Regions from separate parts of the Mus musculus genome. Here region 1 is linked to region 2. Evidence: chromatin loops called from intact Hi-C (ENCODE). Cell type or tissue: heart. All regions are shown on one strand. Links, peaks and the distances in the headings refer to the core of each region. The heading gives the core; the rest is flanking DNA.

What was found. A loop is a pair of places that touch in the nucleus more often than their neighbours do. Peaks named below come from ENCODE experiments on the same cell type or tissue, not always from the same donor. Only the 100,000 strongest peaks of a DNase experiment are listed, where the experiment ranks them.
Region 1: it touches region 2 in a loop (2.2-fold over the local background); 2 of 42 quality-filtered maps call a loop at or near these places.

Annotation. Positions count from the first base shown.
Region 1 is chr10:84,833,912-84,838,319 of GRCm38, reverse strand. It overlaps Rfx4 (regulatory factor X, 4 (influences HLA class II expression)), which reads right to left. Exons shown (of 18, transcript NM_001024918.1): 5 at 2,966-3,027. The region is part of intron 2 of Gm40728 (a long non-coding RNA gene); the gene reads left to right. Among named protein-coding and RNA genes, the nearest start is that of Gm40728, 27 kb to the left of the region's middle. In heart, for the core only: a CTCF peak has its summit at 1,991 (motif pointing left); no DNase peak of the experiment used is centred there.
Region 2 is chr10:84,967,154-84,971,561 of GRCm38, reverse strand. Ric8b (RIC8 guanine nucleotide exchange factor B) reads right to left here. Exons shown (of 10, transcript NM_183172.2): 5 at 1,471-1,699; 6 at 738-833. It overlaps Gm34633 (a long non-coding RNA gene), which reads left to right. Exons shown (of 3, transcript XR_003948930.1): 3 at 1,063-1,190. Among named protein-coding and RNA genes, the nearest start is that of Gm34633, 35 kb to the left of the region's middle. In heart, for the core only: a CTCF peak has its summit at 2,481; a DNase peak (open chromatin) is centred at 3,661; H3K4me3 peaks cover 598 bases; H3K27ac peaks cover 2,723 bases.

The sequences.
Region 1 (4,408 bases), core at 299-4,298, 130 kb after region 2:
CGTGTAACCTTCCCTTTCACAGCCCCCTTCCTGCTGGTACCATTCTGTGAAATTTCTGCCCAGTGGGCAGCTTGCCTCCATCTTCATGCCTCCTGGGATGAAGAACTCAGGCCCTCCGAAGGCAGCCCAGTTCATTTTCAGCCGATGTAGTTACCAGAAAGTTCTTTGTGTTGAGCTAATATCTACCGTCTGGGCCTTCTACTTCTCAACTGTCACATAACTGCCTTTCCGTCTGTGGGCAATCTGTGGGGGAGGGGCTGGTTCCAGGGACTCCAGAGGTACCTTGTGGTGGAAAGACAGTTATATAGCATACCCCCTTAGCTTTAAAATGTTTCTTATAACTTAAGGTCAAGACAGCCATATCTTAATATGACATTATGAGATAGTTACATTATCATAAGATAGAACCATTTATTTCCTGGTTAATCTATGCATGTAGCATAGATCTTCAATTACAGGAAAGCTACACTATTCTGGTCTGGTCCCGTCTTGGTTTTGCTACTTAGGTTCTGAAGGGAGAGTCAGCACTCCTTGCTAGACATACCTATGTCTCATCTATAGGAGTGGACTTGCTGAGGGATGTTGACAGGCCACGCTGCAGCCTGGAGACTCAGTTTGCAGCTTGAAACATCCCATTGCCTTTAGATTGGCTGGGCATGGGGGGTCCTCGTGGAGACAGTAGAATATGGCTGTGTGTAGAACTTTAAAAATGGATGATGCCTAATTTGCCACCATGTAGGTGAAAGAAAAAGAGGAACAGAAACCAGGCTTTCCTCAGAGGGGACTGTTCTCCAAGTGCATGCTCCTTCTATTTCTACCCTTTCTGGTTCTCCACATTTACCAACTCTTTCTACCATTCCTATTCTCCTTAGAAATCAGAAACTGCATATTGGAGCCAGTGGTTTTCCAAAGACCACAGGCTAGACAAACATTTCCATACTTTCCTATTTATCCAGCATCTTTGTATTCATCTTCTTCCCCACCTTGACAAGGTCTTGCTATGTAACTCAGGTGGCTGGCTTTTAAACATGTGGCCTCACACTCCTGCCTCAGACTCCAAAATCCTGGGAAGACTGAAAGATGTCACCTGGAGTAGCTTAAATCTGGTTCGACCGAGATTTTGAATTATCCACTTTTGATCACCAGCAAACAATTAAAAAAAAAAAAGATTGAAAATGTAAACGAGGAAAATACCTAATAATAATAAAAAAAAAGAAAAAAAAAGATTTTTGCACTCTATTCTTACAACCTTGCTTTTAAACAAAACACCAGACTTTTTCTTTATAAATGAAGTAGTTTGTTCTTCAGTGTAGTCACCCTGGGAAAGAAATCACTGAGAAATTATCTCAAGATGTCCTTTGTTCAAAAATTTTCTGGACAGTCCTTTGGAATTTCTCTCAAGAGCTTCTGATAAACACACACACACACACACACAGAGAGAGAGAGAGAGAGAGAGAGAGAGAGAGAGAGAGAGATACACATATAGACACAGATAGACATATGCAGAGACATAGACACAAATAAAAATAGATACACACACACACATATGCATAGACACCTATACACAAATATATAGACACACAGGCACATATACACATAGACACAGACATACAAACACATAGACACACACACAGATATATACACATAGATTCAGACACACACACAGTCTTATTTTCAGAGTTTACCAATAACAGGGTTTTCCCAACTTTGATCATCTGTTTTCTTCCCTTCCCTTCCACAACAAAAACCCAAGTTCTACTGCTCAGTGGCTCTGTCTCTGGGGTAATAGTGTGTGGGTGTGCTTCCAACCCTCCCCCTCCACAACGCTGAACCCCTAACCCCCTCTGTCCAGACATGACTTCTGCAACCTATGTGGAGATGTGATGTTCCTTCCTTTTGAAGAGGTTTTCGGGTTTGCTGGCTCACTGTGCTGCCTTCTCACTTACAGTTGTCAAAGGTCTAGAATGCCGCATAAGAAGAAGGCACCCTCTAGTGGAGTCAAGGTGCACATTAGCATGATAAAGGTTCTTAGAAGTCTCCCAGGAAAGGGAGCTGTTGAACTGGGTTGGCCACACTTGTGTGGCCACCTCTCTTCCAAGTGACACTTCCTGACCCCTGAAAGTTTCTAAACTATCCTGAGAGGCAACTGCTGTGTATCTTTGATGGAGTAGGACGGGCTGAGCCCCCCTTTCTGATACACACCTGGGAGACAGGAATTCTCGGGGGGGGGGGGGGGGGGGGGACGACTTCACTTCCTCTGCTCTTTACCATCATCTCCTCCAAAAGATCTTCCCCGTGCCTCTCCCTCCCCTTTTCTTACTCTCTGCTATGATGTGAAACATTGAGTCTTCTTTTCATGTCTGTCTTACATATCAGAACGTCCCTGGCAAGCCAGGCGTGATGGTTCAGGACTATGATCTCATGCGAGAGGTCCAGACAAGAGGATTGTGGTGAGCTTGAGCTTGCAGAGCAGGACCTCTGTCTCCTCAAGTGTTGGCTGGCTGGAAGGAACCACAGAGCCAGAGGGGGAGGAAACACGTGCCCATCCCCCCACGTTGTTGGAGCTGGTCTGTGCCTGTGGCCCACTGTATGCTCTCAGAGCAGAGGTTACTTCAACACTCCAAGCAACCTGGAAATGGTCTGAGAGATCACAGGGCTCCTTGGAAATATGTAAAGATTGCTTTACAGAGGACAACCGAGGACAAGGAGGCACAGAGTCAGATGGCATCGAGCAGCTGGGCCAAAGGTTTTTGGATGGCCAGGCTCTCTCCCTCTCTCTCCTCTCCCTCTCAAGGGTGCTGAGAGAGAAGCTGGCTGTCATAGACCTCCTCCACAGTCCCCCACTCTAGGCACAGACCTCCCCACGGGCCTGCAGACCATGCTCCTGAGGAGCATCCTGGGGTCTGGCCTCGAGGTCCAGAGACAGATGCTGTGAATGAAGGCATTGTGGCTGTTCCGTGCTTACTTTGACTGTCCTCGGGTCCCGAGTCTTCTGGTGGTTAGCTGAGGAAACTGCTGCCTTATGATCTGTAAGGGCGACACAAGAACCCATCAGGAGCAGTGGTGTACCAGGACTGAAAGGGGAAGCAAGCCGGTGCCGGTGCAAAGACTGGCTAGGAGTCTTTGGGAACACAATGGCACAGACTCCTGGTGTTGGGGTGGGGGAGGGGGCAGGTGGACAGTACATTGGCAGTTGTGGGGCTCAGACCCTGAGGGGCTCAGTGGGAAATCTCACCGGGCTACCATGCTTTATCTCCTCTTATTCACAACACAGGAAATCCCAGGAAGCTCTAAAATAGACCATTCTCCCTTGAGACCGCCATCACACTTGGAGCCAAACCCACCTTCAGTCCTGTAACTAGGCCTTGTGTACCATCCCGATTTTGTCCCTATGAGTTGGCCTCTTTCCACCCCCACATCTCACTACAGGAAGTTCACCCACATCTCACAGACTTGCTTCCATCTCTGCAGATGACATTTGGGGCTTCTGAACAAGATGCCCCTGCTCAGAGACCTCCTGGGACCAACCAGTGTCCAGTAGCAACAGTTGTCTCTTGCGTCTCCAGGTTCTACTGGAAGGCTTCTGTCTGAGTGCAGCCAGAGCGCTTCCTCACTGAGTACCAATTGCCTCTCTTGCTACTTGAATATAGCGTGTGTGAGAGCAAAGACCCTGCTTGCTCAGAGTTGGGACTTGGGAAAGCTTGGTCTTGCTGTGGACTGAAAAGATAAGGTTCTGATCCCTGTCCAGAGGAGACTATCATAATTACTGTGGCTTGGACAACCATGCTCCTGAAAGAAGTCCAGAGAGGAGGCCGTCTGCCAAAGTAGGGATGCACCAGCAGGCCTCCTTCGTTGGTGTTTACTGAGATGGTGTTTTTGGTGAGGTGATATAATGAAACGTTTATGCGGTGGCACTGGGGAGACAAGGGGACCTGGATTACATCTTGGCTCTGCCACTTGTGAGGTGGATGCATTTGCATTCACAAGGCACACCCCTATTTACAAAATGGGAATGAGGGGCTGGAGAGATGGCTCAACTATTAAAAGAATGTCCTGTCCTTTGCAGAAGGACCTGAGTTTGATTCCCATGTCTGGCAGTCCACAGTTCCAAGGAGCCCAACACCCCCTTCTGGCCTCTGCAAGGACTTGCACTCATGTGCACATACCCACCCACAGACGCCCACACATACTCATCCTTAAAAATAAAAAACTTTAAAATAGAAATGATAATAACCTCTACCTTAAAGAATCCTTGTGAAATGTGTGCATGCAGATGTGTGTATGTGTGTGTGTGTGTGTGTGTGTGTGTGTGTGTGTGTGTACAGAGCCCAGTGCTTAGTAAATGCTCAATACGTGAGTTTCAGAACCTCCCAATGGCTTTGGCTTGTTTCATTCCTCAGACGCGTTT
Region 2 (4,408 bases), core at 109-4,108:
ATACTCAAAGGATGAACTCTGGCCACTGCCATGCCTGCAACGCCTTTAGTTGCCAGGACTGCTCTCACTGTGTGTTGTGGCAGCCACCCCTCATCCTCCACTCTCCTCCCACACACAGCATCTCAAGTCTTCTCAACCCACATGAGGTCCTCCTATCAAGCCCCTGAAAGCACTCCAGTGCTTTCTCATCTTATTCTGAGAGAATCCAAAGTGTTATCCACGCTTGCCACTCGTCCACCACCGCACTGACAGCCTCTCCCTTCTGTCTTCTGTCACATTAGCTGCCTTGTTTCCTGCGTCTGAGAACACTAAATGTCTTCTCTCTGATAGATCCTCTTCAACATTCTCAGAGACACTTGCTATTTACCCAACTTTCTGCTCACTGTCACCTGTACAAGGAGGTGCTCCTGTGTCACAACTCTCCTTTCTGTCCCTCTGTTTTCTTTAGGACACTTCCCATGCGCTAAGTTATACAGGTACTCTTTTCATCACCTCCTGTAAGGCAAAGCCCATGAGAGTAACAAGCTCAGTGTGGAGCACGCAGAGCAACACAGCACACAGCACAGAGACCCCAGTAAACATTTGCTGGTTAAATGAATGAATAACAATGTGCACAAGATCATTTACTTCTGGCTGGAAGGTTTCTGATCTTCTGAAAGAAAACTATCACGAGACTTTATTAGTTCTATGTTAACAACATATATACAAAGTTTTAACTTTAAGATGTAAGCAATTACCTGATCTTTGAGAAATTTTCGGATGTTCCGATGGGCTCGGGAACATTCTGTTAATAAGCTGAGAACTGGAGTTAGACCCTCTCTATAGCTGCTTCCCTATAAAGAAAACCATGCATGCCATATTAGTTCAGTTCCTAAGGCTGGGGCTCTCCTCCATGTCATCTGAGAATAGGAAGACTTTCTTGAGGGGAGGGAGGGGAAAGGGGGGAGGATACCAACGTTTACAAATGACTTTAAAAGTTACTTTATGTAATATTTCCATAAGTTATCTTCATTTTACTATGTGGTTTTATCTTTCCTGCTTCTTCCTACATTTTTCTCCTAGGGTTTACACAAGCCCAGCCAATGTGCTTCAAAGAAGCAAAGGATTTTGAGACCCATCTATGTGACACTGCTGCCTTTCAGGAGAAACTGAGTGACAGACTAGAGAAATTTGAAGACAAAATACTTTGAACATGTCATTTGGAGAGGTTAGTTTTTACTTCTGACATTTACAGGGCAGCTAATTTTTCCTTTACTTTCAGACATTAGTTATAAATTTGGTGTAAAATACAATTTGAACATTACATAAATTCCTTGGTTTCTTCCAATGTGTCATTATCATGGTAATGTTCTTGGAGAAGTAGAACTATATAGCATGCCAAGCACCAAGGACAAGCTGTGCGCTCATGCTGTGTCATCTCTATGCGGGGCACATAGGGCTTAGGTGCGCCTTCCCACTCCAGCAGCTTACCTTATCAATTCTCTTCTCCATAAAATTGAGTAAAACGTGAATGGCCTCCATATTCATGCCATTGTATACCATGGTACTGTTTTTCAAAGCTGTGTCTTTCTCCGTTGTTTTATCACTGGGCAGTTCATCTAGAGTTGCTGCCTCTTGGGCTGTTTCTTCATGGGTTAATGGACAAATGAGAACATCCAAACAAGAGACTGGAACATTGCTTAAAAGGTTGACGGCATTACTGAAAGGCAATTTGAAAATACAATTATTTTAATTTGAGTGAATAGGCTTTTAAAATGCAAACATAATACAAAGTTCAGAGGTGACTTTTAGGAGTCAATTAAAATTTTTCTTTTTCAAACTGAGCCATTAATATGACTTGGCATTTACTAAAAGAAAAGAAAGACCTGTCTTAACCATACCCACGACAAAGTAAAAAGGAGCAATGGTAAACGGACAGACACAATGACAGGACAGCACGCCACCTTCTGAAACACTGAACAGGAATCAGGCAGCTGTAATGCCAGCTCTTTAATCTACTGTGACAATGGTGGCTCTGCATGCTCGTCAGGGCCTGAGCTGCTTTTGTGGGTCCAGTGCTGTTTATTGTCCCTCCGATTACAGCACCAAGCACTTGAGAAGCAATGTGATAAGCAGCTTATCACAGGCAACAACATTAAAGAGAAACACTACAGTATCAAGACTTGGGTTTTTTTTCTAATGTACAAAATACAATTTTTTATATTTCAAGGGAAAGCACAGTGCCCCCTTTCCTCTCTCACCGTTGGCTCTCACACTACTGTCCCATCTCTGTCCCAGGCCTTGTGACTTCCCTGGATTGTATAGGAGCCTGGGATGCACACCAGCAGGGGACCCAAACCTTGTATTTTGGCATTCCCTAAAAACCTTGTCCTAGCGCCCAGTATTCAAGAGGATAAAATGGTAGTAGAGATTCAGACCGAGGCATGTTTGCAAAGGAGATCTTTCTCCACATACCGTTTCACAGTTTTATCTGCCAGGAGAGGCAGTGTTCCTATGTGAGCTGATTTAATAGCCTGTACCCCAGGACTTCCTGGTAAACAACAATGGAAAGACAGGCATTACATTTCCTAGTGACACAGAAGCACGTCTAAAAATAACCACATCCTGACTAAAAATAAACCCTTGCAAATGTAGTTTAAAAGTATAACCGCCTGGAAACCAAAGTCAGGGCTTAATCCAGCCGATGCTGTCTTAATTCAGATCATAGCAATTTAAACGTAATTCATAGTGACATTCTAAAAAATAAAACAAAAAGAAAAACAATTTGAAGCATGGTTTTATTTCCCATGAATCAATATTTTATTCTCTTTATATTATGGAAAAAATTTTAAAAAATCATTTCTGAAAATCCGTTATAAATTAGACAGTACAGAAAATGAGTGACAATAAAGAGTGGTATGAACTGTGGGTCAGGAAACAAGTGAACTGTTGTTATGAACACATGGTCGCTGGTAAAGCCTAAGTTACGGTTGTCCTCACTGAAGCTGCTGTCAGTGCCACACACTCTCTGTCCTGTCATTTATGACTCTCAAAGGCAATTAAAGTACAACACTTTCCACACAAACTTTAGATTTCTTTTCTTGCAAGCTTCCAGGGTACCTAATTTATACTTTAAAATGGCTTGCTTCTCACTTAAGCATTTGGAAACTATTATTATTAGGAACCAGAGTCACTCGGGAGAAGAGAGAGGAAGAACTTTACCTAAGAATTACTCTCTAAACCGGTACAAGCCATTCCAAAATGCTATGATTTCCCCCTAAACACAAGACGGCCATCTCTGGAAAGCATCAGCAGTGTGACCCTCTGCATCTATCCCAGACCAGGCTGAAGAGTTTGAGAGTCGCTCTATTACAAAGGGCTGGTTCTCCTTTACATCCACTTCCAGGAGGAATGTTTAGAAATTCAGCATATCTAGGAAGCCAAATGTAGAGCTGGAATCAACAAATATTTGGATGTTTAAGGCTTTTCTTCTCATTACCTATTGAACTCAGTTCTCAAACAGCTACAAAATTAATTTTCTGGCTCGCTGTGTTCGAGCTATTCTTTTTAAGCAGGAAGGTCAGCCTTCTGAGCTCTGTCATTCTCTGACAGTTTTATTTGTGGTAGAAGAGTACATGAGATTCTCCAGCTTCCAGAAGTCGGTGCCAATGCACAGGTTTGCACAATGGTGTTTGCATTCCTACTCCAGGGGGTAGAAATGCTGTGTATATTACTCTCCTTTCCAGTTCCCAGAGACCATTAATCACTGTGCTGTGACACCCCACCCCCCCAGCTCAGGCTCCCAGCCCCTCCTGATACGCAGAAGGCTTACCAGCTGTGGGGAGGGAGGACAACCTTAGATTTGGCCTTCCATCAACTGCTGAACTCAACAAACACTGACAGTGAGGTGCATGCTAGCGGCCCACACCAATCCGCAGCAAGCAATGAACCTTACAGTCACATAGACTTTCTTCCTATTGAGGCTTATGTGTATATTTTCAAGCCTGGAAAGAAAGCTAGCCAAATCTGGAGATCTTCAAAAGATTCTCCTGATCTCTTTCAGTTAATAAAAAAAAAGAAAGAAAGAAAGAAAGAAAGAAAGAAAAGCTTATTATTTTTTCTTTTGTGGGAAGAGCACCTAAGATCTAACCTTTTTACCAAGTGTTAAATATATGCTACAGTATTGCTAATGGTAGACTCTGCTGTACAGCAACAATAGATGATACCACTCCCCCACGCCTCCCTTCTAGGCCATCACTAGCATAGGACCTCACCCTCTAAGTGTCTCTAGTTTAGATTCCTTATTAAAAGAGGATCATGCATGTGCCTGGTTCATTTAACTTGTTAGCATCTTCTATATCTACATACGTTCTTGGGAGTTTTAGGACTTCCTTCTTTGTAAAGGTGGGATGCTGTTCTGTTACACGGT